7 separate regions of the Mus musculus genome follow, and all the other regions are linked to region 6. The links are chromatin loops, found by intact Hi-C in ENCODE. Cell type or tissue: heart. All regions are shown on one strand. Links, peaks and the distances in the headings refer to the core of each region. The heading gives the core; the rest is flanking DNA.

Evidence for each region. Peaks named below come from ENCODE experiments on the same cell type or tissue, not always from the same donor. Only the 100,000 strongest peaks of a DNase experiment are listed, where the experiment ranks them.
Region 1: it touches region 6 in a loop (3-fold over the local background); 6 of 42 quality-filtered maps call a loop at or near these places.
Region 2: it touches region 6 in a loop (9-fold over the local background); 9 of 42 quality-filtered maps call a loop at or near these places.
Region 3: it touches region 6 in a loop (2.9-fold over the local background); 3 of 42 quality-filtered maps call a loop at or near these places.
Region 4: it touches region 6 in a loop (3-fold over the local background); 3 of 42 quality-filtered maps call a loop at or near these places.
Region 5: a loop joins it to region 6, with 9 times the contacts of the local background. A loop is called at or near these places in 3 of 42 quality-filtered maps.
Region 7: it touches region 6 in a loop (2.2-fold over the local background); 7 of 42 quality-filtered maps call a loop at or near these places.

What each region holds. Positions count from the first base shown.
Region 1 is chr7:30,954,102-30,958,424 of GRCm38, forward strand. Usf2 (upstream transcription factor 2) reads right to left here and starts at 2,702. Exons shown (of 10, transcript NM_011680.2): 1 at 2,595-2,702; 2 at 2,281-2,327; 3 at 2,048-2,166; 4 at 1,699-1,899; 5 at 1,189-1,339; 6 at 1,005-1,092; 7 at 643-701. The coding sequence starts at 2,656. It overlaps Lsr (lipolysis stimulated lipoprotein receptor), which reads right to left. Exons shown (of 10, transcript NM_017405.2): 9 at 3,888-4,323; 10 at 3,669-3,800. The coding sequence ends at 3,765. In heart, for the core only: a CTCF peak has its summit at 1,937 (motif pointing right); DNase peaks (open chromatin) are centred at 110, 2,090, 2,760, 3,500 and 2 weaker places; H3K4me3 peaks cover 2,940 bases; H3K27ac peaks cover 2,620 bases.
Region 2 is chr7:30,857,332-30,861,654 of GRCm38, forward strand. It overlaps Ffar1 (free fatty acid receptor 1), which reads right to left and starts at 4,139. Exons shown (of 1, transcript NM_194057.3): 1 at 3,237-4,139. The coding sequence starts at 4,139. The coding sequence ends at 3,237. In heart, for the core only: CTCF peaks have their summits at 2,127 (motif pointing left) and 2,818 (motif pointing left); no DNase peak of the experiment used is centred there; H3K4me3 peaks cover 734 bases; H3K27ac peaks cover 206 bases; H3K27me3 peaks cover 1,642 bases.
Region 3 is chr7:30,972,001-30,976,323 of GRCm38, forward strand. Lsr (lipolysis stimulated lipoprotein receptor) reads right to left here and starts at 1,469. Exons shown (of 10, transcript NM_017405.2): 1 at 1,080-1,469; 2 at 1-212. The coding sequence starts at 1,173. It also overlaps a transcript of Fam187b not described here. In heart, for the core only: a CTCF peak has its summit at 2,117; DNase peaks (open chromatin) are centred at 1,861 and 2,191; H3K4me3 peaks cover 1,995 bases; H3K27ac peaks cover 1,626 bases; H3K27me3 peaks cover 1,823 bases.
Region 4 is chr7:30,902,313-30,906,635 of GRCm38, forward strand. The region is part of intron 7 of Mag (myelin-associated glycoprotein); the gene reads right to left. Among named protein-coding and RNA genes, the nearest start is that of Mag, 10 kb to the right of the region's middle. In heart, for the core only: a CTCF peak has its summit at 1,950 (motif pointing left); no DNase peak of the experiment used is centred there; H3K27me3 peaks cover 136 bases.
Region 5 is chr7:30,728,147-30,732,437 of GRCm38, forward strand. Tmem147 (transmembrane protein 147) reads right to left here and starts at 1,388. Exons shown (of 7, transcript NM_027215.2): 1 at 1,198-1,388; 2 at 1,056-1,125; 3 at 511-570; 4 at 286-422; 5 at 59-143. The coding sequence starts at 1,274. Gapdhs (glyceraldehyde-3-phosphate dehydrogenase, spermatogenic) reads right to left here. Exons shown (of 11, transcript NM_008085.2): 8 at 4,050-4,201; 9 at 3,756-3,918; 10 at 2,189-2,286; 11 at 1,633-1,813. The coding sequence ends at 1,741. In heart, for the core only: a CTCF peak has its summit at 1,649; DNase peaks (open chromatin) are centred at 345 and 1,445; H3K4me3 peaks cover 2,673 bases; H3K27ac peaks cover 1,949 bases.
Region 6 is chr7:30,587,853-30,592,159 of GRCm38, forward strand. It overlaps Kmt2b (lysine (K)-specific methyltransferase 2B), which reads right to left and starts at 874. Exons shown (of 37, transcript NM_029274.2): 1 at 503-874. The coding sequence starts at 865. It overlaps Zbtb32 (zinc finger and BTB domain containing 32), which reads right to left. Exons shown (of 6, transcript NM_021397.2): 2 at 3,205-4,113; 3 at 2,944-3,017; 4 at 2,781-2,849; 5 at 2,504-2,668; 6 at 1,829-2,355. The coding sequence starts at 4,016. The coding sequence ends at 2,078. It overlaps Gm32082 (a long non-coding RNA gene), which reads left to right and starts at 927. Exons shown (of 3, transcript XR_003946734.1): 1 at 927-1,467; 2 at 1,667-1,753; 3 at 2,362-2,507. Mir3569 (microRNA 3569) reads left to right here and starts at 1,528; the gene lies at 1,528-1,585. In heart, for the core only: a CTCF peak has its summit at 1,758 (motif pointing right); DNase peaks (open chromatin) are centred at 1,159, 1,759 and 2,189; H3K4me3 peaks cover 2,377 bases; H3K27ac peaks cover 2,647 bases.
Region 7 is chr7:30,966,820-30,971,142 of GRCm38, forward strand. The region is part of intron 2 of Lsr (lipolysis stimulated lipoprotein receptor); the gene reads right to left. Among named protein-coding and RNA genes, the nearest start is that of Lsr, 4.5 kb to the right of the region's middle. In heart, for the core only: no CTCF peak of the experiment used is centred there; a DNase peak (open chromatin) is centred at 2,502.

The DNA of each region.
Region 1 (4,323 bases), core at 100-4,099, 370 kb after region 6:
CCCTCTACTGGCCAAGTTCTTGGAAAAATCTTCCTGGGGTGACCTCACTTCAGCACGTTAGCAATCCCTTAGCCACAAGCTGTCCTTCACAATTCTGACGGACTCCCTAGGCCAGGCTGCAGACTTGGCACAGGGCCTGTGCTGTGTTGCCCTGCCCTGCCTGGGATCCAGGGTCAGTAAATATTTGTTGAGTGATGGCTGTTTGGGTATTAGAACTACCTTACACTGAGGGCTGCTATGTGCTTAGCAGTGGTGACCTATCAAGGCTGGGAGACCAAAGGACAGCACTAAAGGACAAAAGACCTCAGGGTGGAACATGGAGCTTCCGGGAAGGGTAGGAGGCTCTGGCTTCAGCTGGCCAGAGGCTGCCCAGGTAGAAATGGAAGCCTGCTCATGAGGTCAAACCCCATGTGCAGATCTGGGGTCCACCACTTCAAGAGGATGGCCAACAAATCAAATCAAAATCATAGGCGGGCAAGAGGAAATATCTGGCCAAACTGAATGCACGCCCTCCATCTTTCCCAACATCTTGCCGTCCTCCGCCAATCAGCACTGACCTAACCACTCAGCATGCACGTCTCCAGCATCTGGACATGTCAGGCAATGGGCTCAAGGCACCCAGGAGCACTCCGCCATCCTTACCTTCATTGTGCTGAGCTCTTCTTCTCTCATCTCGAGGAGTTCTGGTTCCATCAATTTTCCTAAAGCAGAAGGGGAAACGACAGCATTTACCAAGCTATCAGACTTGACAAACACCTTTGTTTTTAAGGTACTGGGGATTGAACCCAGGGCTTCGCAGAATGCTAGGCTACCATTGGGTTAGCTCTTCACAGTTATCTTTCAAAGCAAATCCCCGTGAAGAGAGGGTGGAAATAGATGAAAAAAATTTAAACTGATACTTCCGAAGCAGAAGCTCATAAAACCCATACCCCACTCCTGCTGTATGCTGACCAGCCCTGAAACCCTCCCTTCCCTCTGGCTCCAACAATGGGACTGGCACATACGGAGAATAGGGGTGTGTCCGGGGTGCAATTGTCCTCTGTGTGCCTGTCTGAAGCACATCCTGGGGTGTCATCATGACATAGAACTGGCCTGCAGGGAATGTGCAGCGAACATCAGTAATGGGTCAAGCTGGAACTGCTTAAATGGTTTCCCTAGCTTTACCTCAGAACCCTTCCTTCCCCTTACCTCCGGCCTGTAGGCTCTGGTCTGTAGTTTGAACAGACACAGCTGTGGTATCGCCCACACTGGATGCTGGAAAATAAGCAAATCGTGCCTCCCCGCTGACAGCTTCGGCCGCCGGGCTGCCACCATTGCTGAATGGATTTTGAATTACAGCCTAGGGAGGAGTACACATAGGCCATCCTTAGCCACCCCTGCTATGCCATCTTTGTTACTGGTATCGGTGTTTGTTTACTATACGGTGAGGCAAGGGCGTAGCCTACTGTGTGTGCCATTCTGTACAGAATCTCGTCTCTGACACCATTCAACCATCATTAGCTCTACTCTTTCCTCTAAGAAGTTTTCCAGTTTTGCAATGAAAAGTAACTCCAAAAGACCCTATCCAACGCCTGTGCAAAACTCTGACCAGACCTTACACAGCCGGCCAGCCCAGAGAACATCATGTGTGTGTCACACACCCCACCCCCTGGGCCTTCCCCCTCCCCAGCCCCTCCCCATAAGTCGCGGGCCACCTACCAGCGGGAAGGGTGCTGCGGGACCTGTGGGTACAGAGGCAGCGGCAGGGCCGGGGCGCTGGGCTGCCCCGTCCACACCCACCTGGGTCACAGCCTGCTGCCCCCCCGCGAAGGCAGCGGTGGACACGACGCTGACGGCGCCGGCCGCGTCGCCCTGGCCGTCCAGCTGACCATCAGTCACCTGGACTACGCGGTATGTCACCTGCAGGGGGCGGCAGAGCGACGAGACCGACGCTGGGGCCCGAGTGGGGGACAGGTCGGAGCCTCTCCCTGTCCCGCCGCACGCGTCTGCCCTTCCTCAGCTCACCCCGGCGCTGGCCCTCCGGGCTCCCGGCCCACGGCCGCCTCACCTGGCCTCCATTACTCTCTGTACGGAACTGGTACTGGATATTGTGGTCGCCGAACGCCGCCTGCTGGACACTGGCGATGGCCACCGCCGTCTGCTCCTCAGCCCCCGGGCCGTCCCCGCCTGTGGGGGCAGCAGGGCAGGGGGCACGCTCAGCGGGCGCGCGGGGCCTCCCGGCGTCCCCGGCCTGCAACCCCGGCGCGGGCCGCAGCCCCCGTGGCCCCCGCAAACACTCACCTTCCTGCAGCTCAACGCCCTCCTCGGCCTCGGGTCCCTTGTCGTGGCTGCGGGGGCACACCAGGGGCAGGGCCCGGGGTCAGCGAGGCCCGCACCCCTCGCCGGGGCGCAGCGGCCCGCCGCCCGCCCTCCAGGCCCGGCCCCCGCTAGGGTCAGCACCGCTGCCGAGCCCCGGCCGCCCGGATCCCCTCCCCGCGGCCTCCATTTTGAGCCGGGCCCAGAGGCCGCTCGGGATCATGGCGGCCCCTGCGCGCGGGGCTCGAGGGGCCGGGGCCCAGGGCGCGCGGAGGGGCGCGAGCTGTCGGCGCGCTTACCTGGCGGCGGCAGCAGCGGTGGCCGAGGAAGCGGGATCCAGACCCGGGTCCAGCATGTCCATGGGGGGGGCGGGGGGGAGGGGAGGGGAGGGAGGGGAGGGGGCGGGCGGCCGGGGGGGCCCGAGCCCGGCGCTCACGCCGCGCGGCAGGAGGGGACGGAGGAGACACGGGAGCCGCTTGCGCTGATCACGGGGACAAACAGTGGGGTCATGTGAGGAGGAGATGCCGCCGCCGCCGCCGCCGCCGCCGCCGCTACTCCTGCAGCTGCCGCCTCCTCCTGCCGCCTCCGCCCGCCGCCGGCTCCGGGCGGTGCGAGGCTCCGGGCCACAGCTCAGCTGCCCCCCGCCCGCCGGCCCGCCGCACGCGGCCTGGGGCCTGCTTCCCTGAGCGCTCGCCGCCGCCGCCGCCGCGACTTGAGCTTTTTTTTTTTTTTTTTTTTTCAACAGGGCCCTGCCCGGATGGCGGCCGCCCTGTTGCCCAGATCGCCAGCTCCCGCGCCCGCCGCCCGGCCTAGCCCGGTCCGGCGGCGGCGGATTGTGGCTGCAGCTGCCGCCGCTTTCTATCACCCCCCCCCCTTCTCTTTTTCCTTTTTTTTTTTTTTTTCCTCCTTTACTGGAGCTGCGCGCGCGCGGTGGCGGCGACGGCGCGATCCCGGGGCGGGCGGGCGCGCGCGCGCGCGCGGGAGAGGGCAGGCCCTAGGGAACGCGCGCGCTGTCTGTCTTTGGTGACGGCCGGGCGCGTACACACACATAGGCCCGGGGACTCTACACGGGACCACCACCGGTTGGAACGCAGGCCCGGCTGGAAGGCCGGCAACACGGATGCGGGGCTCAGATCGCCGGGGCACAGGGTTTGAAGACTGTAAAAGTAGGTCGTATAGGAGCCCGGAGGTTGGGGAGCCGGGTTGCGCGCTCGCGCGCTCCCGAAGGCGCATGCGCACGTCGGGGCGGGGCAGGGCGGAGGCGGCAAGGGGCACGTACTCTAGGCGGCTGGCTATGAAGAAGGCTAAAGGCCTGTCTGGCCGCTTCTTTTGCTGGTCCCCCTCCTCTCAACTCGTGCAGCAAAACAAGAGGCTTAGATCTTGTGATCAGGAATTTTATTAGGCTTGGTGAAGAGTTTCATCAATATTCCAATTAAAAAAGTATAAAAGCTACATAACAAAACGTGGGATCAGACGACTAAACTTTCCCGACTCAGGGCCAAATTCTGCAAAGGAGAAAAGAAAAAGTGTTAATTGTACGGGCTGGAGGAAGAGGCGTCCTGAAGATCTGAAGTCAAAGGGTCTAGGCTCACCTTTTTCATCCTCCGCTCCCTCGAGGCCTGCGAGTCAGTCTCAGAGTAAGGCGGAGGTGCTGGGGGATAGTGGCCCTCCTCTTCTTCTTCTTCTTCCTCCCTGTAAACGCGTCTTCTCTCCCCAGCCCCTTTTTTCTTTAAAGCCTCTTCTAAGAGTCGCCCATCATACTGAGGGTCCCGTGACCTGAAGCCAGCATCCCGAGGATCGTGGGATCGCTGACGGGATCTGGGGTCAGCACGTGGATCCCTAGACCTCAAATCATCATAATAGTGGGGATCTCGGGAATGTGGCAAGTCTCTAGGATCGTCGGGGTCATAGAGGTCATCCCGGCTGCGACTTCTCGGAGGTGCATAGGCCCGCCCTCTCCGTCCACTACTTGGGGGAGAAGACCTTCCTGATTCAGTGGAGCCAGGCCGGTTGATGTCATCTAGAGCA
Region 2 (4,323 bases), core at 75-4,074, 270 kb after region 6:
TTGGAAATCAATTCGGTTCAACTAAAAAGTTGAACATACATTTACACAATACCAATAATTCTGCTATGAATATTTATTGAAGAGGCTTGAACACGCGCACATTCTCAAACACTGGCTCATGCGTCATCCTCATCCCAGACCTAGTGACCTTGGCTCACAGGCGGAAATGACCCCTCAACAGACAGATGCATCGGGATAATGGCATAATCAGGGGTGAACTACCCAAGCACACCACATGGATGAACCCTAAAATGTGTGCTAAGTGAAGCAAGCTAGGCATAGCAGGCTCTGTCTCACACAGTTTCATTTGCATGAAATGTCCAGAATAGGAAAATATTTTAAAACAGAAAGTAGATTAGTAATTGGGAGATAGAGAGATAATGGTGTAAGAAACAGAAGGGATTTTTCTGGGGCTGTGAAAATAGAGTACATATTTGCAAATTTATTTTTAAAGATTGGTTGTATACTTAGCATGGATAAATTTCCTGACGTTGTTAAAGGTGCTACTGTGAGCCAAGCAGTCTTTATTGCTTTGGGGCTTGCATTAAGTGAATGACTAAATAATAAAGATGTAGATGCTAAAAGGAGGCTCTGTCTCCTGGGGGAGTTGGATATCAAGAGATCTAGTTGGAAGTGGGTTGGCTCCACTCAGCAGAGGAAGCCTGAGTGAATCACTCTGCTCTCATGGGCCCCAGGAAGGAAGTGGATTGTCCCCCAAGTGGGAGGAAGGCCAGGTAACTGGGGGCAGTGGCTCCACCCCAGCAGGTGCCCCAACCTTTTACCAAGAGTCTCTGGTGCCCTCACTGCCCAGGGGCCATGTCTATTACTTCTGGCTTTCATGGTGAATGCAAACATGAACTTAAAGAAGGAGGACATGACTACTCTAAAGGAGGAAGAAGATTTTTACTGTAGATAAAAGGGAGAAAGCAGACAGAGGGAAGAGAGAGTCCAGGCTGACGGTGGCCAGCGGACTAAACTGGACAGTGAGAGGAGAGAGCGGGAGGGGAGCAAGAGAAGAGCCCCTGTCAAAGAGGATCCAGTCAAGAGGCCAAAAGACTGGTGTAGCCAGGTGGCTGAGCTATATAGGGATCAGGCTAGGGGAAGGGAAGCCCAGGCCCTGGGAGGTTAGGGTAGGGGCAGGCCGAGAAGTGCTAGAGGAGTCACAGGTACAGAGGGATGCTGGGAGAGCTGGCCAGCATCTGCCTTGATATGTTAAATAGTCACCCCAGCCATTACTACAGTCCTGCTCTCTACAGAATACCAAATAAGCAACACAGAACTGCTGAGCACCTACTACATGCTGATTGCAGAATGCCTACTATGTGTTGCTCTGTTTCCTAAGTGCTGTGGATCTACTGCTCAAAAACCCTACATTCAAATGAATTTAAAGCCTCAAAGAGGTCGTTTTTTTTTTCCTTCTTTCTTTCTTTCTTTCTTTCTTTCTTTCTTTCTTTCTTTCTTTCTTTCTTTCTTTCTTTCTTGTGTTGTTTTGTTTTGTTTTGTTTTGTTTTTGTTTTTGAGACAGGGTCTCACTATGTAGTCCTGGCTGTCCTAGAACTCACCAAGTAGACCAGGATGGCTTTGACCTCACAGAGGTCCACTTGCCCAAAGGAATAATTTGTATGAACCAGTTCAGGTGCTCTGGCTACTCTTCTGTTAATCATCATTAAAGGCTTTATTCTCATGAGAAGAACAAACTTGATTCTGATACCTGGCCTCCCCGGAGATGCCCAAGTGTCTGTCTCCTTCATGGCCACTCTCCTCTGGCCTCCCTTTCATGGGCTGGGGTGTGCTTCTCCTCCTTCTCCAAATGATGACCAATATAGCTGACACCACTAGTTTTTCTACATGTCCATTAAGCCTTAGGGGTCCTACTTGGAAGAACCACATTCCAGCTCATCTATGCTATAGGACATCAAGAAAGCTTCCTACCATCTCCAAAACGAAGGTGGTCAGCACCATAGCTAATTCACACTGTATTTGGGGGAAGGCATCCCTTGTCTGGGAGTACTGCTTTGCACCCCAGAGCAGTTAGCTGAAGGAGTGTGTGGTGTCAGCTCAAATCTGAAAAGATGCTCCCTGGACAAGCAAACATGCTACAGAATGGCATGGGTGTTGGCTCCCCCTGCTGGGCACTGAGTCTGGCTCACAACCTGCCCATTTGGGCACCTGGCTGAAATCAACAGTTTTAGTGAGATGGGGGGACTGTGTCCTGTGCCAACAGTCTCAGGTTGTCTGGATGCTGAGGCAGAAGAATCACTTGGGCTCAGGAGTTCAAGACCACACCTAAACTCTTGTCTGCTAGAACAAATGTGTATGGTGCACATGTGTGTGTGTGTGTGTGTGTGTGTGTGTGTGTGTGTGTGTGTGTGTGGTATGTATGGAGTGGTGGTGGTGAAGTACCTGGATAAAGATCAGGGCTGCTGAATAAAGAATAAAGTCAGTGGCTGCATTGAGCACTTGCCTAGGGCTCTGGACTCTATCTCCAATAACACACACACACACACACACACACACACACACACACACACACACACACACACGCACGAAGAGGGAGGGGTGCTACACAGAAGGGTTGTTTGACGATGAAATGAGACACCCTGAAGGATGAGACTCTGAGTGGTACCGGCAACTACCTACTCCTCTCCGCAGTTGCCTCTGATGGAGCTCAGGCCGGCAAAGCCCTTTCTTTCCCTGTTTCAAGCCAGTTCCTCCTACCACCCCCGCCCCCTCCTCCCACCTCCACCCCACCCCCTATCCCCGGTTCGCTGAAGCTGAACGTTCAGTGCTGTCCCCTAGTGGATTCAGCGTGGTATGGCAGGGCCATGATGCTGCCTCTTTTCTTCAGACATGAAAATGTTCTTATCTCAGGGAAACACTCCAAAACTGGGTCATGATGGTGGTATTCCTCCAGATCAGAACTGAGCTTCCCGTCACCCCCAGGAGAGGACTGCGCACCGCCTACGGCAGGCAGTTAGGACAATACAGGCCAGAAGCAGTTGGGAGCAGGCTGAGGTGTGTAAGGCAGACGTACTGTCTCTTGTTGTCCAGCACTTGCCCTCCACTTTCTTCGTACAAGGACGCTGTCCTCTCCAGGTGGAACCCTTCCCATGAGTGGTTTCTGCGATGGCTTTGGGCCAGGCCTCCTGAGTTGTGGTGGATCTGCCCTCTTGGGAGCCTGGCAGAGTCAGAGTCATCCAATTCCACGCAGTGCCCCTTGCCCCCAGAGGTGGCTGCTACTTCTGAATTGTTCCTCTTTGAGTCCTCGTCACACATATTGTTCCCCGTCCAGGACCTGTTCCCAAGTAGCCAGTGACCAGTGGGTTGAGTACCACACTCCAGGCCCCTGTGATGAGTCCTAACTTCCTCCAGGAGCCTCCTAGGTCCGGGTTTATGAAACTAGCCACATTGGAGGCATTATAGGGCCCCAGGCAGAGCAGGAGTGTGAGGAGAGCGCCTCCGGCCACCCAAGCTGCCCTGAGCTTCCGTTTGTGGCTCAGGCCTGAGCGCACCAGGGCCCGGAGGCAGCCCACATAGCAGAAGGCAGTGATGACCAAGGGCAGAAAGAAGAGCAGAATGGAGAAACTGAGACGGGCAGGGCGGGCAGAGTCGGGATCCCAGGCTTCCAGGCAGACCGGGGAGCCATTCACGGGTATGTTGATGCCCAGGGAACTGGTACTGTTGTCCAGCCAGCTTCCGGAAGTCTCCAAGCCAAGGGCCAGCCCCAGGTGGCAGAGGACAAGGGCCCATATAGCCACACACACACCCCAGGAATAGCGGGGCCTCCGGATGGCTTGGTACCCGAAGGGGAAGGCAGCCCCCAGGTAGCGGCCAGCGCTGAGAGCAGCTAGGAAGCCTCCGCCTGCGTAGAGGGGAGCAAAGTGGGCCAAGGCAAAGACTGGGCAGAAGGGGAGCGGCAGGGGCCAGGCTCCAGAAGCCAGGGCCTCCACAGCCTTCAGGGGCAGAGTGATGGCCAGTAGGAGATCAGAGCAGCCCAGATGGAGAGTGTAGACCAAGCTGGGAGTGAGTCGCAGTTTAGCGTGGGACACTGCGCCTCGGATGGCTAACAAGTTCAATGGAAAGCCCAGCGCAAAGGCAGATACATAGAGAGCGAAGGAGAGCTGTGGGGGCAGGTCCATGAGGCCGAGTGGGTGCTGGTCGCCACTGTTCCTCCTGTTCACTGTACTCAGCTCATCTGCAGAGAAAAGAATGTCACAACTGGCGTTCCTCCTGCCCAGAGCACCAGAAGCCAGTCCTAGAGTCACTGAGGATGCCAAGGCCCACAGAAGGAAATGGCCGCCGGAGAGCAACCGAACTCGGGTC
Region 3 (4,323 bases), core at 71-4,070, 380 kb after region 6:
AGCCGCCAGCTGGGCGTTGAGCTGGTTGTCCACGCTGGCAGGGGAGAAGGCGTCGGCAACACGGTCCCGACAGAACGACTTATACTTCCAGATCACGATAGGGGCTGTGAGGGTATTGCTCATCTGGTAGGTGCAGTGTAGTGTCACTGGCTGGAACAGGATCACTACGTGGTAGGGGTCAGGCACGGTCACCTGGATGGCACTGGCACGGTCTGAGAAGAAGAGTATAGTCAGCAGGGATAGATAAACCCAGGGAGGTACCACAACAGCAATGAGCCACACCACTTAGACAGTATATGCAGTCTTTCAGAGCACCTAGCATATTGTTCCTTAATCCCCGAGACTGGCGAGGCAGATCTGATAATCATGCCCATTTTATACACCTCCGGGGCTGAAAAGTGGTAAGTATGTAGCCATCCGGGCTAGGTCCCTAGAATATTCTGTCCACATCCTCCTACCCAGAGACTCTTCAAAATGCACATCCAAATGTAGATGGAACCCCTAGGCCCCCACTTAAGCTAACATTCAACAATCTAGGCGGAAGATGACTTAAGGTTCAAAAGTCCATTCTACAGATACCAGGGATGTAGGTGGGGTGGGGAGTCCCCAATTCCACACCCACTCCAAGCCAGGGCACTGTTTCTCGAGCTCTTGGCCTGATCCAGTCCGGGAATGACCTCTCCCCGTTACCCCAACACTTAGAAATCTTGAGGTGCGTCCAAGATCCCAATGGCAGGCCTATCTCACGATCGGGAGGCCTTGCTCCTGACCACAAAGGGTCCCCTTCTCCATACAGCGCTCAGCCTTAAGATCCCCAGAGTTTTCACTTCCTGTTATCTCCGACAAAGGCGGAGGACCGGACTGGGCGCCACAAGAAACTCCCTTCCTTGGGCACACAGGGGTCTCCTCAACCAGGCGGGTTCTGGAGATCTTTAATCTGCACTCCCGCACCAACCATCACTCACGACTCCCCACCACTTGGTTTCGGGTCCTCCAAGGCCGGTGAGAACCACAGCCCTCCATCCACCTCCGGTAGCGCCCTCCCGCCGTCCCACAGCACCAGGGACCCCAATCCTTACCTGGGCAGTAAATGATGAGAAAAAGACACACGAAGATCGTGGTGGCCGGGTGGGAGCCAGGCGCCCCAGCACACGCGCTGGCCGCCGGCGCCATCGCGGCCGTCTAGCAGCGACGGTGCCCGCGCGTCCCCTCCCAAGTATCCAGAGAGTAGGGGGCGCGGCGAGCACCAGGGCCGAGAAGGGTGCGTGCTGCGCCCGGCCCCTATTCCAAGTCCATTTTCCTCGCACTGGGGGAGTTCTAACCTACAAAATGAACTTGGACGAAGCTCATGCCTTCGGCTTCCCGAAGACAACTGACCCGGCGCGCGGTGGCTCTCTGGGTCACTCTACCCCCTGCGCACTCCCGGGAATGGAACCGCCCAGGTACACAAGGGTGGGAGCCCGGGGGCTGGACTTGGGGGTGGGCGGCGGGGGCGGGCCTTGCGGGCCTCCCTCCCCGGAAGTGGGCTGACTCAGGTGCGCTCCTGCCTCCAGGGCCTGAACCAAGTGACCGCTTTGCCAGGAGGGCGTCTGCACCATAGGCGACCTGTGCAGCCACCTGTTGCTCTAGTCAAAGTTGAAAGGACTGAACTCCCTGAGGACAGAGACCCTCTGGGCGTGCTCCACCTGCCGAGAGGGGCCGGGCCTTGTGCGCACCTGTTCGCTGCTGGTCCACACCCCTGTCCCGGGAGCCGATGGACCCGCCTAGGTGCGCCCTGTAGGGAGGTGCCAAGCAGAGCCAGGTCCCAGCTGCCAGGGGAATGTCGGTGACGCAGCCTGCCTTCCCACTCTCGCCCTGGTGGGGGAAGTGCTGCGGTCTTTCTGGGCTCCACATTTGAATGATTCGAGGAATCAATGAGGTCGCACTAGAAAAGATGCTCTGGCCCCCTAGGGGACGCTCGTGGGGACTGCACCTCTTAAAAAGTTGCAGTCGTACTTAGGCAGTTTCCCTACTTCCCTTATTTCCTAACTTGTGGTTTCTTTTCCACCTCCCGCTCGGGTATCCCTCGCTCTTGGTCAGGCCTTCGAAGTTCTGATGATTAAAGGCTCTGAGCCAAGACTGGAGACCAACAGATCTGTTTCGGATCAAAGGTTCCCAGGCCTCACCTGCACCCCGGGCGCGGCCCGTAGCTCTCCTCCTTCTCAGCGCAACACTGCTGCTCCCTGGTGGCGCCGAGAGGAAACGCATTCTGGGAGACTGAACTGGCCACTGCTTGGTGAGTTGGGAACCTACCATTTTCCTACCATTTTCTTCTCTGTTTTGTAAATGGTGTCAGGTCACATTCTTCTGCTCAGAACTTTGCTGTGTTCCCTCTCAAGCAAAATTCAAAGTACATTGGCCTGATTGACTTTCCCCAGCCAACTTTTCTTAGTTGACTTCAGCCATACTGGCCTAGCTGGTCCTGGATCAGGTTTTCACATATGGCAGGCTTAGCTACCAGAATTCCCTTCCTGTTGCGGACACCTGCTACCATTTCCCCTACGGCCGCTTTTAAAGGCAAAGGCGTCTCATAAAATTTCACCCTGTTCCCATGTGGCTTAAAAATCATGGTTTAAAAAATAGAGGAAATCGCCACTGCCGTCATTTTTACCACTTGTAATCCTAAACCAGTTGCATGTGTTACTTTGTGTTTTGTAGATGTCATTATTATCAATATGTTATCAATACCTAAAACTTGGTCATCATCTCCAACGTAGGAAAAAAAGAATCTGTTTTTGATTAGAACCCACACTAATCACTTTCATTCAACATTTTTACCATCCCCAAAGATAACGTCTTCCACGTAGAACTCTTGAGAGTAGAATCTCAGCATATACCCCAGGGCAGGCTTATCCCCAACTTCTCTCGCCCACTTTCCTCCCTTCAAACCATTTACTGTCATCTGATATTTTACTAATAAGATTTTTACCACCTATCTTATTCCGTCCCAAAGACAACATTGCTTAGCAAATATTCCATCCCTCCATTTCCTGGCCCTTCTGCAGTTAGCTGGGGCTATCCTGTCAGTTATACCGAGTAGCATATAAGCAAAAGTGAGGAGGGTCCCCCCTCCCAGGCCAGAACATTTAATAGCCAGTGTGTGGAACAAGACCCCGCCCCCTTCTCCTGCCACAGCAAATATTTCAGATGGCATCTGTGGGGCCCTTGAGGAGGAGCACTCTCCACTAGCCAATGCTGGGCATAAAAGAGTGAGAAAAGAATAGAGTTTCGAAGCTAAGATTCCAGAATGGGTTTCTTAGGTTATGGGATCTAGGCTGTCCCAGTCAGTAGGTCCCAGCTACACCAAGGGGACGGTTTGTTGATGACTGGAGAGTCTTTATTACTACAGGAGAGGAGGCCCTCATCATGGCTTCCCACTGGACTTCAGAAACAGTAGAGACCAGGACCTCTCCCTCCCCCTTCCAATGGACATGAAGCCCTTGTCCCATTCCCATGTCAGGTACTTTCCATCTCTGTGACACATGCCAGCCGGTGAGAAACGGGTGTTGTTTGCTTATTTGTTTAAATCTTGGTTCATGGTTTCAAAGGTTTCTGGGCACGGCTGGCAGGCTGCATCATCTGGGGCTTGCATTGCATGGTGGGAGAGGCACAGAACCAAGTTCAGTGCTTGCTTCATGGAGGCCAGGACACAGAGAGGCAGACAGGAAGAGGACAGGGACAATATAGACCTAAGGACACAGTTGTAGTCCTGCTACCTGGGTCCCATGTCCCAGTGGTGGACCAGCATGATGCCATCTTAAGATTAAGAGCTGGGCTGGAGAGATGGCTCAGCAGTTAAGAGCACTGACTGCTCTTCCGAAGCTCCTGGGTTCAAATCCCAGCAACCACATGGTGGCTCACAGCCATCTGTAATGAGATCTGATGGCTTCTTCTGGTGTGTCTAAAGACAGCTACAGTGTACTTACATATAATAAATAAATCTTCAGAAAAGAATTAAGAGCCATCTTGTTACAAGGTCATTCCCGATTTCTATAAAACTGGCGTTTGATCATGATTTGACACATTTCTTGTGCATGTTCCACCTCTTATAAATACTGTGACCTCCACCCTGATGAAATGCTCTGCCAAATAATTTTGAACTGTTCCTCTGAGGTCCTACATAACCAAAACCCCTTGAAAGCCCTCTGGCCTTGAAGTTTTGGAGCTAGTATAAAGCCCACCTTTTCCTGGGTTTGATGCGGTTTTCTCAAACTCCACTTTAGAGACCTATAGCCCCATCTGACAGAAAATAAAACTTGCCTCATTTGACCAAAGAATTTGGGT
Region 4 (4,323 bases), core at 156-4,155, 310 kb after region 6:
CCTCTGGGCTTGAGGACAGTCATAGGGAGATTCAAGAGATAGACTTGAATTTAACATGGCGGGACCTCAGAAGGACACTCATTTCCCACTCTGTACCTAACAAGGATATCACAGCCCCCTTTGCACACAAGCTCTCCTAATAGACGCTTTACACGGGTCACTGTGACACCCAACATCCACCAATGTACCATCTGAATATTCTTTCTATTTTTTCTTTCTTTCTCCACTCCCTGCCCTGCCACCCCTTTTGGGTTTTGACATGAGCTTTCTCTGTGTAGCCCTGGCTGTCCTGGAACTCATGCTATGAACCAGGATGGCCTCGAACTCAGAAATCCACCTGCCTCTGCCTCCCAAGTGCTGGGATTAAAGGCGTGCACCACCACGCCCGGCGCAAGGATTCTTTCTTCTTTGGAATCCCAATCCATATTAGCTCAGGGACTTGGGATGTTCCTTGTGAGAGACTCTCCTGCCTCTGCTTTTGAGGTGAACCCAGCCTCCATATGGGACAAAATAGCTGTGTTTTCCCATCTGCACCATCTCTAACTTTGGTCATGGCCTCTGATCACAATGGTTGGAGTACTGTTTTCCAGAGGGACCAATGGGCTTTATCCATTTGACCCATCCAAGCTACAGCCTCCTTTGGCAAGTTCCTTCCTTCTCCCCTGGCCCTGATGATGCCCCCTCCTGGAGACCCCTTAATCTTGAGCCCCTTCTTCATTACCTCCAACCCCCCCTCCACCAAGCCTTGCACTCATAGCTTTGATTATACATGTCGTCTAAAATGGGTTTCTGTCCTTCTTTTCCCCAGAATAGATGTTACGCTAGAACACTGAGTGATGCTTTTGTTTGTTTGTTTTTGAGACAGAGTCTTGTTATATAACTCTGAATAGCCTGGAACTCTCTGTGGTTTTCTGTCTCCCAAGTGCTGGGGTTATAGGCTTGAGCCACCATGCTCAGCTAAATGATGCATTTGTGTGTTTGTGTGTGTGTGTGTGAGAGAGAGAGAGAGAGAGAGAGAGAGAGAGAGAGAGAGAGAGAGAGAGAGTTATGATATATGTGCAGTTCTGTACAGTTGTGCATGTATAGATGAATGCACATGTGGGTGTCAGAGAGTGACACTGGATGCATTTCTTTATCACTTTACACTTACATTTTGAGACTGTGTCTCTCGCTAACACTGAAGCTCACCACCAGCTGGCTGGCCAGCAGTCCCTGGAATCCTGTCTCTGCTCCCAGCACTAGGATTACAGGTGCATGTTTCTTTTAACATGGTGCATAGGATTTCAATTCAGGTCCTCCTGCTTGTACAGAATCACATAACCCACTGAGCCACCTCCCCAGCCTCTAAATTATGCTTTTAAGACTATGTTCTTTATCAGTCTTAAGCTATCCAACGCTTCTCTGCTGGTTCTAGACCAAAGCGCTGGTATTGAGTGAACTCTGACCTAAATCCACTCACGCAGGCAAAAGACCATCAGCTGGTTCACTCCACCCATTTTCAAGCCCAGAGGAGTGAGCCAGTAACAATGGTAGGCAGCAAGTCCCAGGAGCAGATAAGTGTGCACCGGAGCTGGGTAACTGGCTGGAGTCTCAGTGCACGTCTCTGCAAAGCCAAAGCAAATAGGTACCATGCATACACACTCTGCTCTCTGTAGGGGTGAGCAGTCAGCTCAGCCCAGAGGCCATGAGTAGCACCAAATCTGAACTAAAAAGACCATTCTAGAACATTTCTGAACCACTCCCACTCAGGACATCACAACCAACACACTGGTGACAAGTGTCCACTCCAGATGCTCGAGTGCTGGTACCCAGCCTGTGCTCGTACTTAGTATCTTTCCAACTTCCAGGAAGTTCCAGAAGAAGTATACAATCCCTTGATATAATTTCAAAGAATGGGGAGTTTGGGGGTGCCTGGCATTGGCATCCCAACTCTGCCATCTACTGGCAGAGTGTGGCCGGTGAGCCTTCAGGATGGAGACGGAAAGGTGGAGGGGAGACTTTGGGTTTGGGGTTTTGGGTTTTGGGAGTCAGAGTCCTGGGTACCCCAGTGTCATGGTGTTAATTTTCAACACTGTGGGAAGGAAGTCTCAGTGAGGGACTGCCTAGATTAGGCTGGCCATGCCAGAGTGGGATTTTTCTTAATTGAGTTAAGGAGGGAAGACCCATCCTGAATGTTAACAACACTAGTTCATACCCCCCCCACACACACACACACTGAATGAAAAGGGGAGAAAGCTGAGCTCGGCATTAGCCAATTAATCTCCAGGCTCTTGGCTGTGAATGTGATATGGCCAGCTCCAACAAGTTCCTGTCAACATGCTATCCCCAAAATGATGGGCTGTAGCCTGGAAAGATGAGTGAAATAAACATGCCTCCCTTAGGTTGTTTTCATGAGAGGATGGACACTATATCATCAACACCATAAACAAACAAACAAACAAACAAACAAACAAGACACTCAGGCTTGGCCCAGGCCACCATGTGGGGTTTATGCGACCCTGTAGATGGAACCCAGGCTTCATACATATTAGGTAAGCACTCCACCAACTGAGCAACCTTCCTGGTTCCTGGAGAAGGGAGAGGTGCTGCTAGCTCACAAGAAGCTAGGGGACTCTGGGCTGGAGAGATGGATCATCAGTTAAGGGTACTGACTGCTCTTCCAGAGCTCTTGAGTTAATTCCCAGCAACCACATGGTGGCTCATGACCTGCTATAATGTGATCCAATACCTTCTTCTGCCATGCAGGTGTATCTGCAGATAAAGCACTAATACATGAAAATAAATAAATCTTAAGAGGCTATGGGACTCCAAAGACAGGTATGAAATGCTTAGCATCCCAGATAAATATTTACCTCTGCATAGAGGAGGGAGCAGACAAATCTTTGGCTGCAGTGACAAACACCCATTTGAGTCCCAAAGAAAGGCTAATGGGACAAGACACAGATATCTAAGAATGCACAGGACATGTTCCTTTCGTCCTCACAGTCATCTTACTCTTGAGGAGGTTTTGTCATCTCCCTTTGCAGAAAAGGAACTGGGACTGGTCATGTTGCTCAGTGATAGAGCCCCTGCCTAGAATCCCCCAGTGAGGGGCTGAGGGCGTGGCTCAGTGGCAGAGCCCCTGCCTAGAATCCCCCAGTGAGGGGCTGAGGGCGTGGCTCAGTGGCAGAGCCCCTGCCTAGAATCCCCCAGTGAGGGGCTGGGGGCGTGGCTCAGTGGCAGAGCCCCTGCCTAGAATCCCCCAGTGAGGGGTTGGGGGCGTGGCTCAGTGGCAGAGCCCCTGCCTAGAATCCCCCAGTGAGGGGCTGGGGGCGTGGCTCAGTGGCAGAGCCCCTGCCTAGAATCCCCCAGTGAGGGGCTGGGGGCGTGGCTCAGTGGCAGAGCCCCTGCCTAGAATCCCCCAGTGAGGGGCTGGGGGCGTGGCTCAGTGGCAGAGCCCCTGCCTAGAATCCCCCAGTGAGGGGCTGGGGGCGTGGCTCAGTGGCAGAGCCCCTGCCTAGAATCCCCCAGTGAGGGGCTGGGGGCGTGGCTCAGTGGCAGAGCCCCTGCCTAGAATCCCCCAGTGAGGGGTTGGGGGCGTGGCTCAGTGGTAGAGCCCCTGCCTAGAATCACCCAGTGAGGGGCTGGGGGCGTGGCTCAGTGGTAGAGCCCCTGCCTAGAATCCCCCAGTGAGGGACTGGGGGGCGTGGCTCAGTGGTAGAGCCTCTCCCTGACACACATAAAGCCCTGAGTTCCGTTGGCAGCACTGTAAGAGGAACCGTTTAGAGGTCAGTGCTATATGCCAGACAAGGCCGAGAAGGAAACCTGGGAACTGGAAACAAGGAGATAGCACTTTTTGTTTGGAAATTCTTAGAAAGCACAAGAAGCAAAAAAAAAAAACAAAACAAAACTGGAACTTGGCTGCTACCACCTGCAGTGAACGCGGGAGTAGGTTTGGGTGAAGTAGTCGGCCACAGAGAGCTCAGGCCAGGTGCTAGTTGGCAGTGTATAGTTGCTTTTACTTCTAGGACGTTAGCTTATGTGTGTGTCAACATTCCTCTGACTGTGTGGTGTCTGCTAATAAGCTTGGCATCTCCTTGGTCCCATCCCCCACCCCGCAGGAGCACACCGCAACAGCTCAGTGTATGAGCTCAGGGTGATCGACTCTAGGCTGTGCAGAGCAGAGCCACACTACCTGGGTTTGATTCTTAAAACCTGCTACTCTTTAGCCGTGTGACCTCAGGCAAGTGTCCTAATTTCTCTGGGCCTCAGTTTGTTTCTTTCTCTGTAACAAGGGTACTGATGGAACGAAGATGGAATGGGTCCCTGCATATAGCACATCCA
Region 5 (4,291 bases), core at 1-4,000, 140 kb after region 6:
AGTTTTTGGGAGAAGTATGGCTAACAACATAAAGGTAGGCTAGGGCTAGACTGCATACCAGACTGATGTTGGAGTCAATGCTCATCTGGATATATTTCCAGTCAAATTCAATGCCTCGGGCTCCCACCCAGAGGGGGATGCATCTGAGGAAGGCAAAAGGAGGCAGTCTCTAGTACCCAGACTCCCCCACCCCCAGCACCCAGCCTCTGATCACCTCCCCTCAGCACCCCTGTGGGACCCAGCTGTCCATTCCCGGAAGTCTGGGCTCCAGTTTGCTCCACACACCGGGACATAATGAGTTCAGCAGTGGCCCAGCCCAGGGCAGCAACCATAATCTTGTACTCCCCCTTGCCTGCATTCCGAGACATGACAAGGTTTAGGCCTATCAGGTCTGCCACATCCACACTGGCCTTCATGAATTCCTGTGGGTCAGGTAGAGGCTCGAGTAAACACGGGGACCAGGTGAACCGACTCCTGCACTCTTCCTTGCCCTTCCCTTGTTCAACTTACCCCAATGAAGTCATAGATGCCACCTTCCCAGGTGGGGAAGAAAGTGGCCAAGAACAACATCTGAGATCAGAAAGTAGAAAGGTCACTGGAAGGTGAGGGAGATTAAAAACCGAAACAAACAAACAAAAAACTATGTGGATACTGTGGAAAGTAAGTGTGCAAGTAGAGGATATGACGCTGGGTTCTAGGGGTCATTCTAGGTGTAAGTGGCAAGATCACGTGATCTTGGGAGATAGAGGGCAAGTGGCCTGGTTTCTAAAAGTCTAGAAGTTCACGGGGGAATCTGATGTCTAAAAATGCCTAGGCAGCACCCTGCGACACCCTGTGGGTGAAATATCGCACTAAGAGGTTTTCTCATTTTACAACAGTTGTAAGAAAAAGTTGCATCAGGGCCTTTCTGGCCTTGCATCCCTTCTAAGGTATTCGGGCATAGTCCCTAAGCGTTGTCTCGAGGGTGGTCCTATGGAAGGTGACAGCTGCAGAGTCAGGCCCCTGAGATCTGGAATGCCTGGAGGCCAGACACGTGGAGTCCGGGAGTCCCTCACCTTGCATAGCTGCACAAAGAGGTAGGTGACCCCGGCCTGGACGCATTTCCAGAAGGCGTTGTATTCAGACCTGAAGAAGCCGGCGGTGAGGGGTCGGCCCGGGTCCCGCACCCTCTCCACCCCGCGCCCGCCCTGCACTCACAGGCCGCTGCATTTGTACGTGATGAAATAGGGAAAGTAGGCGAGGGCGAAGCAGTTCCCGAAGTGGAACAGGGTCATGACGCCAGCCGCCCGGTCCCGCAAATGCGGGACTCGCCAGGCGCAGCGTCTCCTCTAGTCGGCCTCGCCGGCACCGGGGCCTGGCGCCCACCTGCTTTGCCGTGGCCCGCGCGCGGCCTTATGGGAACTGTAGTCCGGCCTGGTACGTCGCGTGCAGTGACGTCAGAGCGCCCAGCTCCGGCTGTGTTGCAGGGACTTCCAGAGCCTTGCTTACACCGTTGAAGACCTTGTGTTCAGACAGCGCTTTCCCTCTCCCACTCGGCTCGGAGCCAAGCGCCACCTCTTCTCGCTCATCCGAGAACTTTGAACCCCGCCCTGAACGCAAGGTGATCGGCGCAGAGACAAGAGGGCAAAGCTGTGCGCATTCTCGTTTTTATTTCATTGTTGACCCGGTGGCGGCGCCTTTGAGTGGAAGCCGAAGTCAGGAACGCGAGGTGCGCAGGGGAGCAAGGAGGGGCCTTTTGTGTTACTTCTCTCGGCTAAACATGTAGCGGAGGAGGTCGACCACTCGGTTACTGTAGCCATATTCGTTGTCGTACCTGAGGAGGCGAGGAAGGAGGCGTCAGTGTGTGTGTGTGTGTGTGTATACGTGTACGCACTCGCGCGCTCGCCCTCTTGTCAGCCTCCCCCACTATCCTCTGGCATCTATCCCCTTTACCAGGCGTGTGTGTGTGTGTGTGTGTGTGTGTGTGTGTGTGTGTGTGTGTGTGTGTGTGTGTACGTGTACGCACTCGCGCGCTCGCCCTCTTGTCAGCCTCCCCCACTATCCTCTGGCATCTTTCCCCTTTACCAGGCGTGTGTGTGTGTGTGTGTGTGTGTGTGTGTGTGTGTGTGTGTGTGTGTACGTGTACGCACTCGCGCGCTCGCCCTCTTGTCAGCCTCCCCCACTATCCTCTGGCATCTTTCCCCTTTACCAGGCAACAAGCTTCACGAAGTTGTCATTGAGGGCAATTCCAGCCTTAGCATCAAAGATGGAAGAATGGGGATTGCCGTTAAAGTCCGTGGAGACCACCTGCGTGACAATTTCAAAGATAAATGTAGTCGAGCAAAGATCTCCAGGAACCCAGACTCTCAAACCACATTGTCAGTCACTCATCTGGTATACTGGACAGAGACCTTTTGTGTTGGTGACAGAATGTGATCAAGGCAGGTGGAACCTTTGTCTCAGGGACACAGCAGGGGAGCTCAGTGGATAAAAGTGCTTGTCACATAAGCGTGAGCTTTCTGTGTTTGGATCCGCAGAATCCATATAGAGGCTGGGCGGTTGATGGACACTTATAGGCCCAGCAGTCCAGCTCCAGACTGAGGCTCCTTGGAACAAGATGACTAGCTAGATTAGTTAGTTGTCAAGCTACCTTACATCTTGCCTCGGTAACAAGTGGAGTGCAATGGAGGAAGACATGTTTATCACCTGTACCTGGTGTACCGGTACATGTGCCCCGTGCATCTGCATGTACCCACACGGGGGAAGAGGATACAGATCACAATACCCTAATGAGGTTGCATTAAACGTTACATGAAGCGATGACTGGCACGAGGCTGGGTCTTGGGAGCAGAGGGAAGGAGCTACAGACACAGATCTTGGGGGCTGTAGCCCTTAGGAACACAGGGGGTTGGGGGTGGGTTGGCATTGGGGCTGATTTGATCTGACCCATTCAAATGACATCTTGGCATTTGAGAGTGGACCTGTAAAAGCCAAATGCCAGGGAACTTCACTAAGGTGGAGGTGACTTTTTTTTTTTTTTTTTTTTTTTTGATACAGGGTTTGCTATATAGCTCTGGAACTCACTATATAGAGGGCTGCCCTCACATTCATAGAAGTCTACTGCTTCTATCACCTGAGTGCCTGTGCCTCCACACCTAAGATAGTCTGTTCAGTAAAGGTGTCTGACCTGGCCTGGCCCCTGGGTGTGAATCCAGAAAATGAGAACTGCTGTCTTTTGTTCAGGAGTGTATTAAGAGCCTTCTGGGGCCGGAGAGATGGCTCAGTGGTTAAGAGCACTGAGTGCTCATCCAGAGGTCCCGAGTTCAATTCCCATCAACCACACAGTGGCTCACAACCATCTGTAATGGGGTCTGATGCCCTCTCTTCTGGTGTGTCTGAACAGAGCAATGGTGAATATATAAAATTATTAGCGAAAGCTCCATTTTAGCTCTTAGTTCGCTGTTTTCTTGGACAGTATGTGCTATGGGTTACACAAGTGACTTCCAGTCACCATGGTGCAGAAAAGCAGCATCGTTAGATCAAAGAAACATCTGGTCAAGACACCGAGGCAGGAAGGCCCACTTTCCCAGGCTTGCAGGGAAAGCTGTGTTTGAGATAGGGTCTCATTGTGTAGTCCTGGCTGGCCTGCAACTCCTTGGGTGTGAAACACCTGGACAGCTGGTCTGCAGCTTGGCCCATGCAGAATAGCTTCCTGGTGAGTGGGATTTCCCAAGTCCCTCCCCAGAGCACCCCCCCAAGGTTTCCTCAGTCCCTACCTGGTCCTCTGTGTAAGCAAGGATGCCAGCCAAAGGTCCCTTGGCTGCAGCTTTCACAGCCTCCGTGATAGCCGAGTAAGAAGCAGGCTTGGCCAGGCGGCAGGTCAGGTCCACAACTGACACGTTTGGGGTTGGCACCCGGAATGCCATTCCTGTTAGCTTCCTGGAGAATTCCAGAGTAAGGGTGGGAGTCAGAGCCAAAGGTCTTCTACTCCCATTGTCCCCATGCCTTGGGGCCAGTGAGGTTTTCCTAGGGTGTGTGTCCACCCTGGTTCCTGGCTTGTATCTACATACCCTTTGAGCTCTGGGATGACTTTGCCTACAGCCTTGGCAGCCCCAGTGGACGATGGGATGATGTTTTGGTGAGCGCCGCGGCCACCTCGCCAGTCCTTCTTTGATGGCCCATCCACTGTCTTCTGAGTGGCTGTGTAGGAATGGACTGTGGTCTTGGGGAACAAGAGACCCAAGATGAAGCCTCCTTCCTCCTAACCACTCATTCTTCTTTCTTCTAGGACTTGAGAACGTGGCTGAGGTAT
Region 6 (4,307 bases), core at 1-4,000:
CATTCTATCCCTCTTCAACCCGCGCCTAAGAAGCCTCCACCACTCTACCTTAGAACCAGAGAGCAACTGGGGCCCTGGTGGAACCAGGGCAGGGATATGTCGCGGATTTTAAGGGCCAAGGAGGCAGCCTGCAAGTAAGAGCCCAGGAGGCTCTCTAGCCTTGGTCAATTAAGGCCACGCTGCTGCTGTCAACCACCGCTGGTCCGGCATGCAATCCCTATGGCCTCTTCACCCACTCCTGTCCTGCTCTGCCATTGCTACCGCGAAAGATCAGCTCAGGACACCAATTGGGCTCCAGGCGTCTAGCTGCAGTCAGGGTTTCTCTGATCACTTTCAAAGGCCCTAGCTACCCAAACGCTCCACGCAGCCTGCTTCCTTCGTGCTTCTTTCCAGGAGCCCCGAGAATCCCACTTGTCCACAACACCCTTCGGAGCTATCCGGAGCCCTGCAAGCCCCTGGCCTCCGCCCTACCCGGCGCTAGAGACACCTCCGACCGCCTCACCTCCTCCTCGGATTCCCCGTCACTGCTCTCTTCCTCCGGCATGCAGCCTCGGTTCGGGCCCCAGCCCCGTCCCCGGCCGCGGCCTCGGCCTCGCTGAACTCGCGCACCAGCCCACAGGCGGCGGAGCCGGCGCAGGCCCCGGCGAAGACCCAGCAAACGGAGCAGGGCCGTGTCCTCCCCGGGCTCGGCTCCTCCCGGCCCCGCCGCGCCGCCACCGCGCCGCAGGGCTACCCGCACTCTTTCGGCTCCGTTGCCTCGGCCGCCGCGGCCCCCGCCCCCGCCGGAACCCCGCGGCCGGCCCGGGAAGCGGCCCCGTGCGGAGCCAGGCCCGGGGCAACTGCCGCCGCCCGCCGCCGCCGCCATCTTGGCACCGTGAGAGGGGCCGGGGAGGCGGGGGGAGGGGCAGCCCGTGCGCAGGGCCGGGGGGGAGGGGAGAGGAGGGGAGGAGGGGCAAAGCGGGGCGGCTGCGGCTCACGACAACAACCAGCGCCGCTGTGGGGCGGGCAGGAGCCGGGGGCTGGGCTGGCCACGCGCGGGGCACCACGGGAGCAGGAGTCCTGGGCCGGTCGGCCGTCACCCTCCAGCCGCACCTGAAGAGCGGACCCCGCGTCGCGGCCTGAGAGCGGGAGGCGCAAGGTCTTCTGGGGAATGTAGTCCAGTCGCCTTGCTCCTTCCGCCGACAGCTGGGGCGCGAGAACTGGGAATACCGGGTTGGCGACAGAGACCAGGAGAACCAGTTCCTGGTCTCCAGGAGGTGTGGTTCCCGGCTCAGACTCCTCCCATTGTTCTAGTCGGAACTAGCGACCTGCATGGACTACCATTCCCAGGGTCCTTCCCAGGGTACCGTTGGCTTCGGACCCTGGGAACCCGACGGACACACAGTAGACGAAGTTAGCTATTGCGCTAGGCGTTGGCTGAGGGGAGGGCGGCGGCGCTGGATTAGTCTCACTTCCAGGCGCAACCCGGTAGCCGCATTGCCCGGCGCGGAGGGGAGATGCTGGAGAGGCTAGTCTTCCGTCCCTTACTCGGAGGAGAGCAGACCGGTGGTCGAAATCCGGACCTCAGTCTGCGCTCCTCTCCAGCCCTAGACTACGCGCGCGGTAGATTGCTGTGGGAGGAACCAGAGTCTTGGGGCGCCTCAAAGCCACCTTTCCTCTCCCGCAGGGTCTGGAGCGCCTTTGCCGCGTGCTGCCCTCGGGAATTATACGAAGCCCCCCGGAAGGAGAAGTGTGACCCTCTGTTTATTGAATGGTGAATGGCCAGCAGGGGCCGCTACAGGGCAAGGGTGGAAACCCCCTAGCACAGAGGAAAAGTCTGGACTCGTCCTGACTGGAGCACAGGAAACTTTATTATAGTGATGAAATTGACAGTCCCCAGTTAATCTTCACCGAGTTAATTGTCCTTTAACTCGGGCTCGCCAGGCCGAGGCTTCTGCAACTCGCTTGTCCCGGAAGGGTTCGTAGCTCCTGTCTCGCAGTTCTTCTGTGGTTAAATTTGCCAGGCCGCCCTAGCTGAGCCCTTCTGCCTTTCATTCTTTGGACTCTTTGTCAAGCCAGAGAAGCTACCAACACCCGGTCAGGTGGCAGCAGAGGAGGTAGGACTACCGGGAGAGCTGGAGGCCCGGGTCGGCCTCGAGGAAGAGTAGAGGAAGGTGGAGCGTATGGTCCATCCAGGCGGCAGCCGGCTGGGCGAGTGGCCACGCATGTGCGCCTGCATGGAGGCCAGGCTAGGGCAGCCAGCCCTGCACAGAGGGCATCGATAGGGAGCAGCCCCATGTGTCCTCAGGTGCTTGGTCATGGCAGAGAAATCCCGGGAGCGCTGAGGACAGAGGCTACAGGAGAAGGGCTTCTCTCCTACAGGTGGAGGAGAAAGCCAGAGAAGGAAGAAATGGGCGAAGGCTCTCCAAGCTAGGGGTGCGTCGAGCAATAGGGCAAGGGAGGAGCTGGCAGGCCGGCGATGGAAACGAAAAAGATAAATTCACACTGGGCAGGATGCCCATACCTGTGTGGACTCGGTAATGTGTCTCCATCTGATGCTTGAGTGAAAACCTCTTTCCACACACAGAGCAAGAATAGGGCCGAGAGCGAGCAGGAGAGGGTAAAGGAGGGTGTTGGTGAGATGGGCAGTTCAGTGTGCGCTCCTGACTCACACAGGTTGCCAGTGTGCCTGTGTGGACAGAGAAATGGCGTGACCCAGACAGAATCCCTGAGGCCGAATCAATACAATGTCTAAACGATTTGGTGAGGAGAGGGGAGGCGGCAGCTCTCACCCTACTTACCTGTGAACCCTTGCCCAGACGTTTCTATCTGCCAAGGGCTGAGGGTTTCAGTGCCCTGGGGAAAAGATCCTGGAAACAGAGTGAAGTAGGGGCCCTGCTAAGGCTGGACTCCTGGAGCCCAGCCACTGGGCAAAAGCCCTGTGTGGAATACTGAGGGGCTTACCTGGAGTGGGGCTAGAGGAAGCCAGCTGATTCTGACTCCAGAGAGCTTTGGAGTGGTTCAAGGTCAGTGGGATCCTGGGTGGAGAAGAATTACAGTCTTGGCAAAGCCTGAGAACCTAACTGACTCTGGCCTGTCTTGTGATGACAATATTTGTTGTCTCTAACTCAGGAAATGTACACTGAACCCTTCCAACCATCACTGCTGCCTCTCCGGAGCCACTCCCTCCCTGCCTAGATGTCCTCCTTTAAGCCTCTCACTCACCTCTGATCTTGAGGCCGGACCTGCCAGGCCGCAGTGATGGGGGTACTATGGGAGAAGGGAGCACCGTATCTGGAGGGCCACAACAAGATGCTCCACAAGGCCGACTGGCCCTCCCCCAACCTAGGGACTTCAGCCCACCAGGGCCTGGGAATGAGGCTAGTTAGGAGGGAACCTGGTGGGGAAAGGGGATCAGGGCACCCACGAAGACTCTCCTCAGAGCCCTTGTGGCTCTCGATACCTCGCATGACCTCCTCTGAGCTCATCATCCTAGTTGCTCCTGCCATCTCAGGCCTCTCTCCGGGTGCTTTATGCTTGTGTGACATCTCCTGTTCTCTCCCATTACTTCTAAAATCCTTCTCTGGCTTCTGTTTCTCTCCAGGACTCCCAAGTCCTCTCTCAGAGCCCCTCATGAAGTCTTCTGATTGCTGGTGCCTCTTCAGTCCTGGATCCAGCTCATCTTCATCCTTGCCCTTTTGAGCTCTCTGACAGGCCTCTTCCAAGGCCTGTACCCCCAAGGCTTTGGCTGCCTCTTCAAGGTCCCCCAGCTCCCCAGGCTGTAGCTCTATACTCTCTCCATAGACAAAGGTCAGAATCTGAGCAAAGGTGGAAGGGCTTATGTCTTCAACCAGAGCCCACCGGCCCCTGCAGCCAAGCCTTGGGCTTGCACCTGCCAGCACTAGGCTGTGAGCCGGGAACTCCAGGCCCCCTACTGTGATCAGGGTATCACACAGTGCTGGCCGGAGTCTAGCCGCTAACTGTACCAACCTATCAGAGCCATATGGGCTGATTAGTCTTGTGGGGGTCTGGGGCATTGTTCCTGGCTAATCTACCAGTTTCACAGGCTCTGAGAGGAAAGCCACAATGGGGGATCCATGATTGAAGTGGGAGAGAAACCGCATACTCTCTGGCCTGTGAAGGGGAAGGGAGAAAGAGTGAGTGTCTGGGCTCAGATTGGTGCTGTCTGTCCTGAATGAATCAAATAAACTAAGCCAAAGGCCAGCTGTGGGGATGCCACACTAGGAGAATGCACACTGGGCCAGAGGTTAGGTTTGGGGCCTGAAGAACGACAGCCAGGCAGTTAGCAGAGGTATCAGATAGTGGGT
Region 7 (4,323 bases), core at 242-4,241, 380 kb after region 6:
CGATCATTGTGGTTTTGGGGGTGAGACATCTGGTGTGGAGCAATGACATAATCCAGCCAGTGGTGGGGACAGTCTGCCTCCAGAACCTGTTGCTTTCATCCTAGACACTTGCTTCTTACCAAGCCAAGTCTGATCTCCCATCATCAGGCCTTGAGGGTGGTGTGCAAAGCTAGGCAACCAAGCTAACTAGGCCAGATCCCAGATAGGAGATGCCTGCGCACCAAGGAGTGGGTGTGGGAGAGCCAGCGACACTCCCAGATACTCCCAGTTTCAAGCCCATCTCCTCCTTTTCAGTCCCCACATTCCAGGTCAGTCCCAGGGCTTGGGGACGCTCTGGTCTGAAGCAGCCCCAGGCAAGGTGCCTGCTAATTACACCACTAATGAAAGTCTTTTAGCACATCCGGTTTCCTCTATACTCCTCAGGCCCTAATTAGTTAGATCCTTTAATCAACCTAGCAAGGCCGGGACAGGGAAGCCTCTGTTTTAGAGACTCTATCTTAGTGTCTTAGCCAACAGAATCCCAGAGGGTCATAACCTTGGTCTTCTCTGCCACAGGCTCCTGATGGCCTGCCTGCCGCCACCTGATCCCATGGGCCCAGGAGCCTGTATGACAACCTGCCCACCACACCCATGATAGCAGTTAACTTTGGGTGCCTAAATCCGTGGTACCCACTGAGACACCAGCTATTAAGCGCTAAGGCTTCCTGAGAAAGCAAGCCCTTTCCAGACTCTACCCAGATCATGCAAGCACAGTCCCCAGGCCCGCAAAGCCCTCAACAGGTTCTCTGGATACTAGCTAGTCAATGTCACCCCCACGATCTCAGTGGCCTTCAGCTCATCTTTTGTGTCCCTCCAGGTAGGTTCCTTTGGTTAGTCAGGCTTAAACCTGGAGAAGCACCCCCTGGCTACCTCAACTTCCATCTCCTGCCCACTGAAGCTGTTCGTTCACCCTGCTCCCATGCTAATTCTGTCTTCACCTCTGACAAACATTACGGCAGAAGAACGGAGTCAGCCTCAGCCAACTCTGATTCTGTGGAAGGCTGTCCCTCTCCTTAGCTTTGCATTGCTTGTCCCAAGATTCTAGCCACCTGGTTATCAAATAAACACCAGATCTATTCATGCGGCATTCAACATGGCTGAGGGTATGGCGGCAGATGTCTCCAGCTCTGGGGAGGTTAAGGTAGAAAGACAGAAAGCTTGAAGCCAGCCTGGACTACAGTGAGATCACCTCAACCCCTGGACCGCAATGAACAAAAACCAGAGAATGCACTGAATATTCTAGGAAGCGTGTAACGAACCCTCCTTAGAAAGCAGAGATTCTCACAGTGTGGCAGGGGGTGGGGTGGGGGTGGGGGTGGTACCCTGGAGTTCCCTGGCCCTTGCAGGGGATCCTAAGGCCACACTTATTTTACAGCCTTCCCCCTCAACCTCTCAGGAACGTTCAAAAGAGTTTTCCATGTGACATGTGACCTCATAGCCGACCAAAGCTGCTTGGAAAATCTTGCTTCTACTGCGCTAGGCCAAGGAGACACATAAAATTAAAAAACAATGCCACCTCTTACTTCATTTAAATAATTCTTTTTTTAGTTTTGGATTTTTTTTTTTTTCATAAAAGGTATGTTCAGTTCTTTGGCTGATTTTCTCTTTTGAGACTGGCTGGCCTAGAACTCAGGGTAGTTTGTTAACTATAAAAACAAAAGTTTGAGCCAGATGTGGTGGCACAGATGTGATGGCACAGATGTATTAACCCCAGCACTTAGGAGGCTGAAGCATGAGACTGTGAGTTCAATGCCAGCCTGGGCTGCAGAGTGAACTCCTGGAGACACCAAAAGCTCGCAGAGTTCTTCAGTAGTCAGACAGTTCAGAAGTCCTGAGAAGATTCTAGAACCTTCCTGGAGTTAAAACACGTATTGCCTATCAAATGGTGAGGAGCAGTGTAAAGGGCAATGCCCTAGGAGTGACAGCAAGTGCCAGGCATGGAAGCGGGGGCTGCACAGCTCTGGGAAAGCTGCCCGGGGTAACCTTGGCGAGGCAAAGACTACTCCCAGCCCAAGGTCAGGCTTCAAGCCGTTGTTGATTGCGGTTGTGTTATGCACAGATCCCCCTCTATCGTAGACACCAGCCTTTCACAGAACCCTTAAGACTGCCCTAAATATTCCTGTTTTTTTTCTGCTGCACTGCTCTCTGAACTCATGACTTCCCACTTAGGTGTCTACGGTCCAACAGTGGGTGTCGGGTGTTGTGAACTGGAGCACTGCTCTTGTAGGACCAAGATGCTCAATGTTCAAGGGGACCCGGGACCTACGGGTTGGTTGGTAGGAAAGCTCTTTGGCTGTGGTGCTCACCCAACTGTTCTTCTCCTATGGGCCTATGGTTTTCATTACTCCTTCCTGACCTCTCCCAAAGCCGAAGGCGTGAACAGGAACCCCCTGCCATGGGAAATGATTACATAGGCCAGACATTAAAACCAGGGACCTCCAGGACCAGATCTGGGCCTTGCTATATTGTACTTGGCCCGTCAGATGTTTGCAGAACCCATGAAAAGGGAGGCTTTCCGGCTTCTTTTGATCACTCCTGAGGCCTGGGCCCACCTCCTTCCTGTGGGGCACACCCTGTTCCTGGTCCCTGCTGGCCCCCAAGATCACAGGGGCTGGACAATGATTCCATGTGTGAGGTGAGAGGCCAAGATACACCAAGATACTCCAGTGGGAACAGAGCCTGGCCTATGTCCTGACTCCTTATTTACACACAGTAAAGGGATGCCTCATGATTTCAGAGGCCCTCAGGGTCCTGTTCAGACAGCTCAGAATGGGGTCAAGGGGGTTGGGGGGGGGAATAGCTCCAAGCAGCCGGCGGAAGTTAACACTAGGCCCTCTGCTATAATAACCCACAGCTCCCAAAGCAAGAGGAGTGGAAAGGAGACCCTGGGAGATGGGTATCTTTTTTTTCTATCAGCCATTCAACCATACTAGACAGGCACTGTACCACCCGGCTACATCCTAATCCTCTTTTCACTATTGGAGACAAAGTTTCACTAAGTGGCCCATGATGGCCTTGAACCTTGAACTTCTACACATATGCATACATACCCCTGTCTCAGCCTCCTGAGTAGCTGGGGACAGGTTACACTTACTTTCACTCTTAAAAAGTAGGAGAGCAGGTGGCCTCTGGGATACTAACCTCTTAAATACTTTGTCCTTAAAGCTGAAGAGAAGGGAGGCTCTCTTGGCTACTGGAACTTAAGTACCACTACTGAGATAAGCCAGCTAGAAGGCTGTGGGCTATGAGGTTTCCCCCAGGATATATCCTGACGAACATTATTGAGTTTTGCACATCTAGTTGCAGGCGGCCTTCAAGGACTTCTCTGTATTGATGATGTCCTGATCATTATTAGGCCCAGTGGGAGTTCCCAAGAAGCCCGCTCTCTCCCCAGCTTCACAGGCAGCGGAAGCTTAGAGCTGAGTTTCCATGGGGATTCAAGGCAAGTCTGATCCCTTGGGACCCTGCTTTTCACCTGCGCCCTGCCAGGGACAGAGGGAACATTCTACAGTCAAGAGCCACCCGCTTCCTGTGCTCCCACACAGAATTAAAACCAATCATGTAAGGCAAATCCTGGACACCTCCATTTACCCAGGGAAACCTGCATCTTTGGCTCACTGCTGTCTCTATGGCTTTCCTCCATCCTTGGGATTCTTCAAAAATCATGCTGGCGAAGATGGCGCACCCAGTCATTCCACACATCACCCAAAGCTATTTTCTTCGTAGCTTGTAAAAACTATCTGAAATCTCCAAAACCTTTTTTTTTTTTTTTTAAATAAACCCCTGAGCTAAGCACTTATGTAGCCAGACTGGCCTCCAACTTGCTACATAGCTGAAGGTGGTTTTAATGCGTTATCTACTTCCACCTTCCCCATGCTAGGATCAGAGGTGTGCCCGCTCTTCCTAGGTCTTCTCACCGCCAGTCTCACTTCTAGAAGGCAACCTGGGGCAGAGACAGGGTCTGGGCTATTCTACTCACCACCCTTTTCTAAATGCTTCTAAGAGCACCAGGGACACAGTCGATCCTTGACAAACATCAAGTCAGTGGCTATGGACATAACTCAGTAGTAGAGCACCAGCCTAGAATCCTACCCCCACCCCACCCCCCGAAGGGTTGGGGGTGAGGTTCAGTGGTAGAGCCCCTGCCCAGGATCCCCCAGAGAGGGGCTGGGGACGTGGCTTAGAGGTAGAGCTAGCCATGTAACTCTATCTAGGACATGACAAGCCCTGAGTTCCATCCATATCTAGTACCATTAGAGAACAAAAAGAAAGAAAGAAAGAATG